2 separate regions of the Homo sapiens genome follow, and region 2 is linked to region 1. Evidence: chromatin contacts called from ENCODE Hi-C or POLR2A ChIA-PET data. All regions are on one chromosome and are shown on one strand. The core of a region is the stretch at or near the end of the contact, and the rest is flanking DNA. Distances in the headings are between cores, read along the strand shown.

Region 1 (4,276 bases), core at 553-3,052:
CTTTGGGAGGCCGAGGCGGGCGGATCACGAGGTCAGGAGTTTGAGACCAGCCTGGCGAAGATGGTGAAACCCCGTTTCTACTAAAGATACAAAAAAAAATTAGCCAGGCGTGGTGGCGCACGCCTGTAATGCCAGCTACTCCAGAGGCTGAGGCAGGAGAATCGCTTGAACCCAGGAAGTGGAGGTTGCAGTGAGCCGAGATGGCGCCACTGCACTCCAGCCTGGGCGACAGGGCGAGTCTAAAAAAAAAAAAAAATCTAAACCTAGACCACAGAATATCCCTTGAAGTGAGTTTGAGCTTCCCAAAACCAATGATAGAAATGTCCAAGTGGTTTCTACTTGCTCTACTACTAGTCTAATAGCCTTCAAACCCAACAGCTCCCACCTCCGTACACTGTTCCTTTTCCAGACGACAAAACCGTCGCACAGTTCAGCATGTTTCCAGTAATAGTTCTGTACTTCCCAAAAAGATTGCTGCCACTTCTCCTACAAGCACCCGAAGGCGGCTCTGGTAAGCAGCTGACATTAACTAGGTCAGCATTTGTGTAATAAACATGGCCTGGGTAATTCTCGGTGAGCTTTCCTCTGCCCCCTTTATCTAAAATTTCACAGGCCTCTACACACGCCCATCTCCCTTTCCCGAATGTCCTTTTTTCTCTTCAGCACTTGTCACCAACAAACCTGAAGTTTACTCGTTTATCTCCTCTATCTTGTCTCTGCCACTAGCACACAAGCGCCAAAAGGCAGGGATTTTTGTCAGTTTTGTCCATTGCTGTGTCTCCTCCAGTGCCTAGAACAATGTCCGGGACTCTCTCAAGAAAAGCCTGGTATAGAATTTAAAGGGATAGCAAAATGTGTGCAAAAAGTATGATCAATCACGCAGGGTTTGCCATTGCCAGAAAGGGTATCTGGCAACTAACAGGTTCACCAATATTTGCTAAATGAACGGAATACACGATCATTCTCAAAACATGGTGGGTCTCATAGTCACATGGGGACATAGTTACAACGGAGATGCCCAGGCCCGTGCCCACGAATTGATTCCATCAACGAAATCGAATTCCTGAATCACAAGGAACTGAGGCAGGTGATCAAAAGACCACCCTCAGTTTGGGAAGAGGCTAGCGGAGTCGAGCAGCAGCGAAAGATGCTCACGACCACAGTTCGCAAAGCAGATACCCGAGCAGCGGCGCCTCCAGGGGCGGAGAAAGACGCGGTCCCCGCCCTCCAGGCACTTTCAGTCTGGAGCAGGGAGGCGAGGGACCCGCAGCTGCGACCCTCCGCGCCCGCGTTCTCGGGCTCCCTCCCACCTGAGCGCTCCCCGCCGCCGCAGGTCGCCCAGGCTCCGCCCCCCGGAGCTTCACCGCCCACCGCGCGCCCCGCCCGAGTGCGCCCAGCCCGCGCGCCGCGGCCTCCCTCACCCTCGGGCCTCGCAGACGCCGCAGCAACGCGTCCTCGTCGTTCTCGACGTCGCCGAAGACCAGCTCCTCCAAGCACCGCTCCACGGCCGGTTTGTCCTCCTCCAGCCTCAGGCGGTTCCGCTGCCGGAGCCGTCTCTCTTCCTCCGCCGCCGCGACTGCAATCGCAGCGGCCGCCGCGCTCGGCCGGGCCGGCGGTTTCCGCTGGGATGAAGGGGCAGGCTTTTGGGGAGGCCCGCCTGGCCCCGCTCCGGCTTTCCAGTCCGGCCTCATTCCGGGCTTCCGCTTCGGCTTCGCTCCGGTTCTCCGGTCCAGTTTCATTCGTCTCCTCCGCTCCGGCGGCATCGTTAGGTTTGAGGAGAAACGCAGGCGCTCACGTGGAACCTCGCTGCGCATGCGCCCAGGCCCCTCGCGGGCCGCCGCCGCCGAAGCCCCGGGGGCCGGAAGGAGCCTGCGCAGCCTCTTGCCACGTGACCAGCACTCCCTCCCTCTACGTAACTCCCGCTCCCCTACCCAGCCCCGCCCCGTGTGGGAGTTCCTCCGGGAGGGCCAATCTTCCGGGTGTAGGGGGAAGCGGCGTGACTGGAGTGGAAAATTTTTCCAACACAATTTCGCAGCTGCAACATATTGAAAGGAGCGCAAGAAACCCCGACTATACACTGGGACGGCTGAATGGAACTTCTGCTTTTCCTCTTGGCTGTAACCACTTGACTTGACACAAGCCCCAATACGCTTTCCACCCTTCGTCTTGGTACGGTCCTTGGAGTACGGAGCCTGCAGAGGGTCCCACGGTGGAAGCGAGAGAGGAGGGTATGTAGGGAAGTGGGCCAATCGGGGCGCGGGTCACGGCGCAGGCGCGCTGGGGAGGGAGGGCTATGCTAATGTTGTTGATATCCTGGGGCCACCCGAGTTAAAGGGGGGAAATCCGGGGGCTGCTGCACCCGCCACCGGTCTGGGCCCAGCCGGGGGCCCCCTGTAGTCGCCGCAGTCCCGGGGAGAGGCACCTGCCCCCAGCCCGGGGAGGGGGCGCCGCGGGCTCGGGGAGCACGGACAACCCCTACCCATGAGGCCCTGATGGAAAACACAAAGGATCTGGTGAGAGCCGAGCGCGGCAGCCGCTTTGTGTGCCAGGTGGGGGGGACGCCTGCAGCTCTCCGACCCCAGGAACCCCGCAGCTCCCTGACCCCGCTCCCTGGCCTGCTTCTCCATCCCACGCCCTCTCAACCTCCGGAGCCCCCCTCCCCCTTCCAGCCGTTAAACGATTCAGGGGTTCCCCTCCCCCCACCCCGTCAGCCTTGGACTCGTTGGGGTTCTCTCCATCTCCTCCACCCTTTGGAAGAAAAATTCGAGAAGAAAGTTTTTCTCTGCGTCCTGCCCCCGCCCCCTGCTCTGGCTAGGGGGGAAAGGCTGGATCCGAGACTTTTCCTTTTTTAGCCACCCAGGGTGGGAGAGTGGAGTAGTCCTCTCTTCTTGGCGGGGAGGGGGAGCACAGTTTCGTTGCTTTGCAGGGGAAGGTGTCTATCTGCCTTGGGGGCAGTGCCGCGAGGCGGTTTGCACGTGGAGGTGGAAATATTGAAAGGGGGCGGGGTGGGCACGTGCGGGAGAGGTGGGAGTGGTGTTTGGGAAGCAGCCTCCAAGGCTGCATATTTAAAAGGGTTTCAAGTCGGTGGACTTCTGTGACCATTGCGTTCTCCTTTGTGAAATAAGAATCCTAACATTTCAGAGTCGGAAGAGACATTAGAGGTCATCCAAAGCAGCCGTCCCCTCTGCAGCCTCTCTGACAAGTGGTAGGTAGTCTGAACCCTGCTTACACCCCTAAAAGCACTGAGAGCTCACTACTGCCCAGGAAAGCCCATATTTCAGTAGTTCTAATTGTTGTCTGCCTACCCTTATTAGACCCTTCAGTCTCATTCATGTCCTGGTTAAGTTGCTCCTTTTTTTACTTCTCAAATTTTCTCTCACATCCTCCTCACCCACCCACTGCTCATTGGCCTATATTTTGTGTGCCAAGAAAGAACAGCAGGGAAGTGGAGGAAGGGGGGTTGAGAGATAGTGAGGGCTAGCCGAAAACTTTGCTGGGTCAGTGTCAAGTGTGCTGGCTTACATGCCTGAAGATGTTTTTCTACAGGAAGCTAAAGAATTACAATATGGGAATTTCGTGCCTGTTTTCTCTTAGGAGTGCATCTTTTTGAAGTTAGAAATTTCAGCGTCATCTCCGTGGTTCTTGTATCACAAAACACATTTGTTTATTACCTAAATCACTTCTAAGGATGTCTAAAACTGAAGTGGTTAGAAGCATCACCTGGTAGAGGGATGATTAGATGATTACCGCCCACACCCGTATTTGACCTGTGTTCCTCGGAAGCTAGTCTTTCCTCCAAGGGCCTCTCTTCCAAATGCTTTTACTCCTTCTTTTTTTTTTTTAAGTAACTATCTTTTATGAGATTTGAAATTTACGAACCATTTTAATACTTGTTTAGAGTTTACAATATTTTTAATTCTCCTTATATTAGCATGCACCAGTACTTATCACTGGGTGGTTGAGATAGTTGAAACTATTGTCACTGGGTGTTTTTCTAACATTCTCCTTCATTTGGTGAGCTATGCTGCCTCTAAAAGTAGTTTTATTGGCCTAAGAATCTTGGATATACCTATTACTCTCTAATGTGGTGAAGTGGGTGTCAAGACATAACAGGTATAATGTAGAAATAATGCATGTGATTTAAAAGCCAGCAAATAAATTTCACCTTAAGCCCCAGTCTCCTATTTAAAAGGTTAGACTCAATTTTTCTCTCCTCCTCTTATAACTTAGAGACTGTTGCTTTGCTCTTGTGGACTTAGACTGTTATTTTATTTTT
Region 2 (4,107 bases), core at 1,405-3,904, 780 kb after region 1:
AGTAGCCACATGTGGTTATTTAAATTTAAGTGAATTAAACTTAACTTACCACATTTCAAATGCTCACTAGTCTGTGGCTAGTGGCCACTATATTGAATAGCAGTTATAGATATTATACTCCCTAACCTCTAAATACTTAGGTGTGTATTTCCTAAAGAACAAGGACATTCTCTTACATAACTGCAATCCAATTACAGAGTTCAGGAAATGCAACACTGACACAACACCATTACATAATACATTGTCATATTCAAATTTGGCTAATGGTCCCAATAACATCTACTGTAGTAATTTCCTCCTTCCTCCCCAGTCAGGGGCCACACATTGTATTCAGCTGTCTCTTCTGTCTCCTTTAGATTCTCAGCCTTTCTTTGTCTCTCATGACACTGGCATTTTTGAAGAATACAGGCCAGTTGTTTAAAATGAATAATTTAATGAATTTAAATAAATTATTATTATTTACGAATTATAATTATTTAAATGAATTATTTAAAATGAATAATTTCTACAGATTGGCTGTATAACACTGTGCTTATAGTTAACAGTGCTGTATGTACATTTAAAAACTTGTTAAGACGGTAGATCTCATGCTGTCTGTTCTTACCACAATAATTTTGTAAAAATCTCTTAATTCAGGGTTTCCTGACAATTAGATTCAAGATATGCGCTTTGGGGTAAGAATATCTTAGAAGTGATGTGTTTCTGTCAGCATATTCCATCAGAACAAAGCCCACAACCCGGAAGTCCTACGGAAATATCGGAGGTCAACCTGAGACGACTAGGTTTCTCCCTACTTAAAAACCTTCAATGGCTCCCTATCATTACTAGGACAAAACCCACACTCCTTAGTAGGCACCAAAGGTTTTGGACTCTACCTTGCAACCTTGTTTCCAGCCTCTCCAATCACAAGGAATGACTCACAACTCCCCCAAAACATGCCAGGCTCTTCCATGGCCTGTGTCGTTTCCCCCACACCCCCTCACCTGGTGAACTCTTCCTCTTCATTCAAACATCTCCTCCAGAGAAGTTTCAGTGATTTCATCAGAGTGACCTCCCTTCAGGCTGTACTCTAGAAGCCTTTTATAGAGACCCCCTTTACAGGTGACATTTACCATGCTGCAATAATCTGGCTACATGTCTGCGTCTCCCGTGTCATGTAGCAAATCTTTTTTGACCACCTACTATGTGCCAGGCACTATGGTAAGTGTTTGAAATAGAAAAGCCACACCTGATCCCTTTCTCATAAAGTCTGTGGTCTATGACAGCAGCAGACAATTAAGGAGTTATAAAAGTGTCGCACTAGGCCCTACTGTGTCCCTGGCACCCAGAAGGTGCTCAATCAATGTTTGCCCAATGAATGAATGTGACCAAAGAGGAGATGGCACTGAAGGGCGGGGTGCACTGGGATGGGGTGAGTGCCATGGGTTACCTGGAGGCCTATAGACAACCTGTTAACCCCTGCTGCCCCGAACTCTGCCAGTCTGGAGCCCGGAGCTGAAGTAGGATTAGCCTCCAATGTGACTTCCAAGTCTGCAGGCAGGTGGGCTGCCTGTGCCACAGCCTCCAGGACAGCAGCCACCGTGTGGGGACTGGCTAGACTGGGGGTCCCCCCACCAAAGAACACAGACTCCACCCTGGGGAAAGAGAATGGAGAAATGAGACCTGGGGGAGCCCTCTGGGATGCCTGCACCTATCCCCCACCACTCCTCCAAATATTTCCCAAAACGCTGCCTACAGCCCCCACTACCCACCGTTGCACCCCGCTGAGCCGCAGCAGCGTCTGAGCTTCGGTCACCAGACACTTCTGCATGGCAGCCTCCTCCAGGCGGCGAGGGATGTACTTGTTGAAGTTGCAGTAACTGCAGCGCTTCTCGCAGTAAGGCCACTGGGGGCAGTGAGTGCACGTGCGCGGTGAGAGCTGCCCTGGCCACTTCCAGGGTTCAGTCGCACACACCCCCAACCCCACCCCCACCCCTATCCCGAGGTCTTTCCACAGTAGCTAGGACATCTAAGCCACACAACTCCCCAAGGCAGGTCGCACTGGGGTTATTACATCCACTTCAATGTGAGAAAACTGAGGCTCACTCCTTTGTTACGCTGCCTCTTCCAACCAGCAGACGTCAGGAAGGAATTCAACCCAAGCTCTTTCTGGGATCATATAATTTTCATACAATTTTCCTATGAGCCATTTTCCCAGCTACCGAGTCAGAACACTGCTCTTAAGAAAATTTTGTCTTGCTAAGAGGAAAATTGTTATGAAATTTGAACCATTTGGTCAGAGTCACCGAGCCGGTGAGTAGCAGAGACTTCAGGTTTCTGGACCAAGTCATTTCCCTGCCAAAGCACAGGGTCCCATCCCAGACCTCGTACGGGGGCACGGAAACACGGCAGGCGGGTTCATAGAGTGACAAACCGCCACCTGGGTTTTGGACGGCCACGGTCACGGCCAGGGCTGCGGCCACACACCGTGGGCTCCGCCCCCGCCCCTACTCACGTGTACGTAAAGCGCCGCGCGCCGGCCCGCAGGCTCAGGACTCGGGGACCCTCCTGCGTTCTCCACGCGGCGGCGCCTCTGGGCCGCTCTGGCTGCTGCCGCCCAGCCGCGAGCCCGGGCTCCGGGGAGCGCCATGGCGCCCAGCGCAGCGCGGCGCACTGACCCGAGCAGGAGACGCGCGCAGGGATCACTGTGAGTGCGCAGCCGGCGGAAGGAAGAGGGGCTGCGTGACCGCGCGACAAGAGGGCCCGGGCCCGGGGCTGCGGCGCCACCTGCCGGGCGCCCGGGCGCTCACTGCGGCCTCCTGTCGGTTCTTTCCCCAGGCCGCGAGGCGGGCTGCTTGCCTTTTGGCACCTTGTGCCCGGGCGAGTTCCCGGACCCATCCAGGAGCTCTTAGTTTGTTCAGTCAATTCCTTGACATTTGATGTGCCTGGCTCAGAACTGGGCGCTGGGGACATCTAGGTGCATAAAGCCAGGTTGCATTCTGGCAGGAGAGAGGCAAGCCAACCGGCCAGGACAGGCAAGGCGTATTAATTCCGTGCCTGCTGGACACCAGAGCCGTCCGCCTCAGTGCTGTGAGGTCATCTGTTTTAAGAGTGTGGGAGTCAGTAGGGCAGAAGAGACACTTGGGCTGGATCTTTCTTTTAATTTCATTTACAAATATTTGGGAGAGGGGAGGTCTTGAACTCCTCGGCCTCAAGCGATCCTCCTGCCTCAGCATCTAGAGTAACTAAGGATTAAGGGCATGAGCCACCACCAGGGCTATGCACGGGATCTTGGAGGAGCAGAAAATCCCAGGGGCAATTGGCTTGGCCGGGAGAGTAGACTGTTTTGGGTCAGGCCAACCCAAGCATCTGGAGGTGTACGTGCTGGAAGGACAGTCAGATGGTGTGTGTAGGAGAGAGGGGGAAGGCGCAGGGGAAGGCCTGGGGAAGCAGGCACCTGAACAACTGTCCCACAAAGCAGAAACATCATGGGCTTCAGAGGCAGGCGGTGCAGGACAGTTCTCCCAGTGGCCTTGAACTGACCTGGTTCTCCCCTCCTTTCTTGCTTGTAGTTCTCAAGAATAACTGTAGACGCCTGTAATCCCAGCACTTTGGGAGGCCGAGGCGGGCAGATCACTTGAGATCAGAAGTTCAAGACCAGCCTAGCCAACATGCTGAAACCCCGTCTTTACCAAAAATACAAAAATTATCCAAGCGTGGTGGTGGGCACCTGTAATCCCAGCTACACGGGAGGCTGAGCAGGGAGAATCCCTCGAACCTGGGAGGCGGAGGTTGCAGTGAGCTGAGACAGTGCCACTGCACTCCAGCCTGGGTGATGGAGCAAGACTGTCTCAATAAATAAATAAATAAAACTGTAGAGTGTGCAGAGAATGCAACATCCTGAGGGAAGGAAGGACTGGCCAGCACAGCCATGCTCTGTTCCAGTCCCCCTAGAAAAAGCATGTCCTTCAACACTTCAGCCCAACATGTCACATGGCCCCAGGGTATAAAGCCCAGGGCAGAAGCCGGGCGCGGTGGCTTACTCCTGTAATCCCAGCACTTTGGGAGGCCGATGCGGGCGGATCATAAGGTCAGGAGATTGAGACCATCCTGGCTAACACGGTGAAA

Evidence for each region. A loop is a pair of places that touch in the nucleus more often than their neighbours do. ChIA-PET counts read pairs that join two places held with the same protein, here RNA polymerase II (POLR2A). Pooled maps may share reads with other maps.
Region 2: a loop to region 1 is called in a pooled map, with 11 times the contacts of the local background. The contact joins the promoter of RSAD1 here to the promoter of UTP18 in region 1. A Hi-C loop is called at or near these places in 5 of 50 pooled maps. POLR2A ChIA-PET finds 5 or more read pairs at or near these places in 2 of 52 experiments (GM12878 and HEK293).

The regions. Positions count from the first base shown.
Region 1 is chr17:51,258,072-51,262,347 of GRCh38, reverse strand. UTP18 (UTP18 small subunit processome component) reads right to left here and starts at 1,802. Exons shown (of 14, transcript NM_016001.3): 1 at 1,422-1,802. The coding sequence starts at 1,763. It overlaps MBTD1 (mbt domain containing 1), which reads left to right and starts at 2,299. Exons shown (of 17, transcript NM_017643.3): 1 at 2,299-2,513; 2 at 3,142-3,205. RefSeq lists an enhancer at 732-781 and silencers at 1,252-1,441, 1,792-1,901, 2,242-2,561.
Region 2 is chr17:50,477,407-50,481,513 of GRCh38, reverse strand. RSAD1 (radical S-adenosyl methionine domain containing 1) reads right to left here and starts at 2,654. Exons shown (of 9, transcript NM_018346.3): 1 at 2,495-2,654; 2 at 1,752-1,885; 3 at 1,430-1,634. The coding sequence starts at 2,629. RefSeq lists silencers at 1,441-1,827, 2,399-2,888.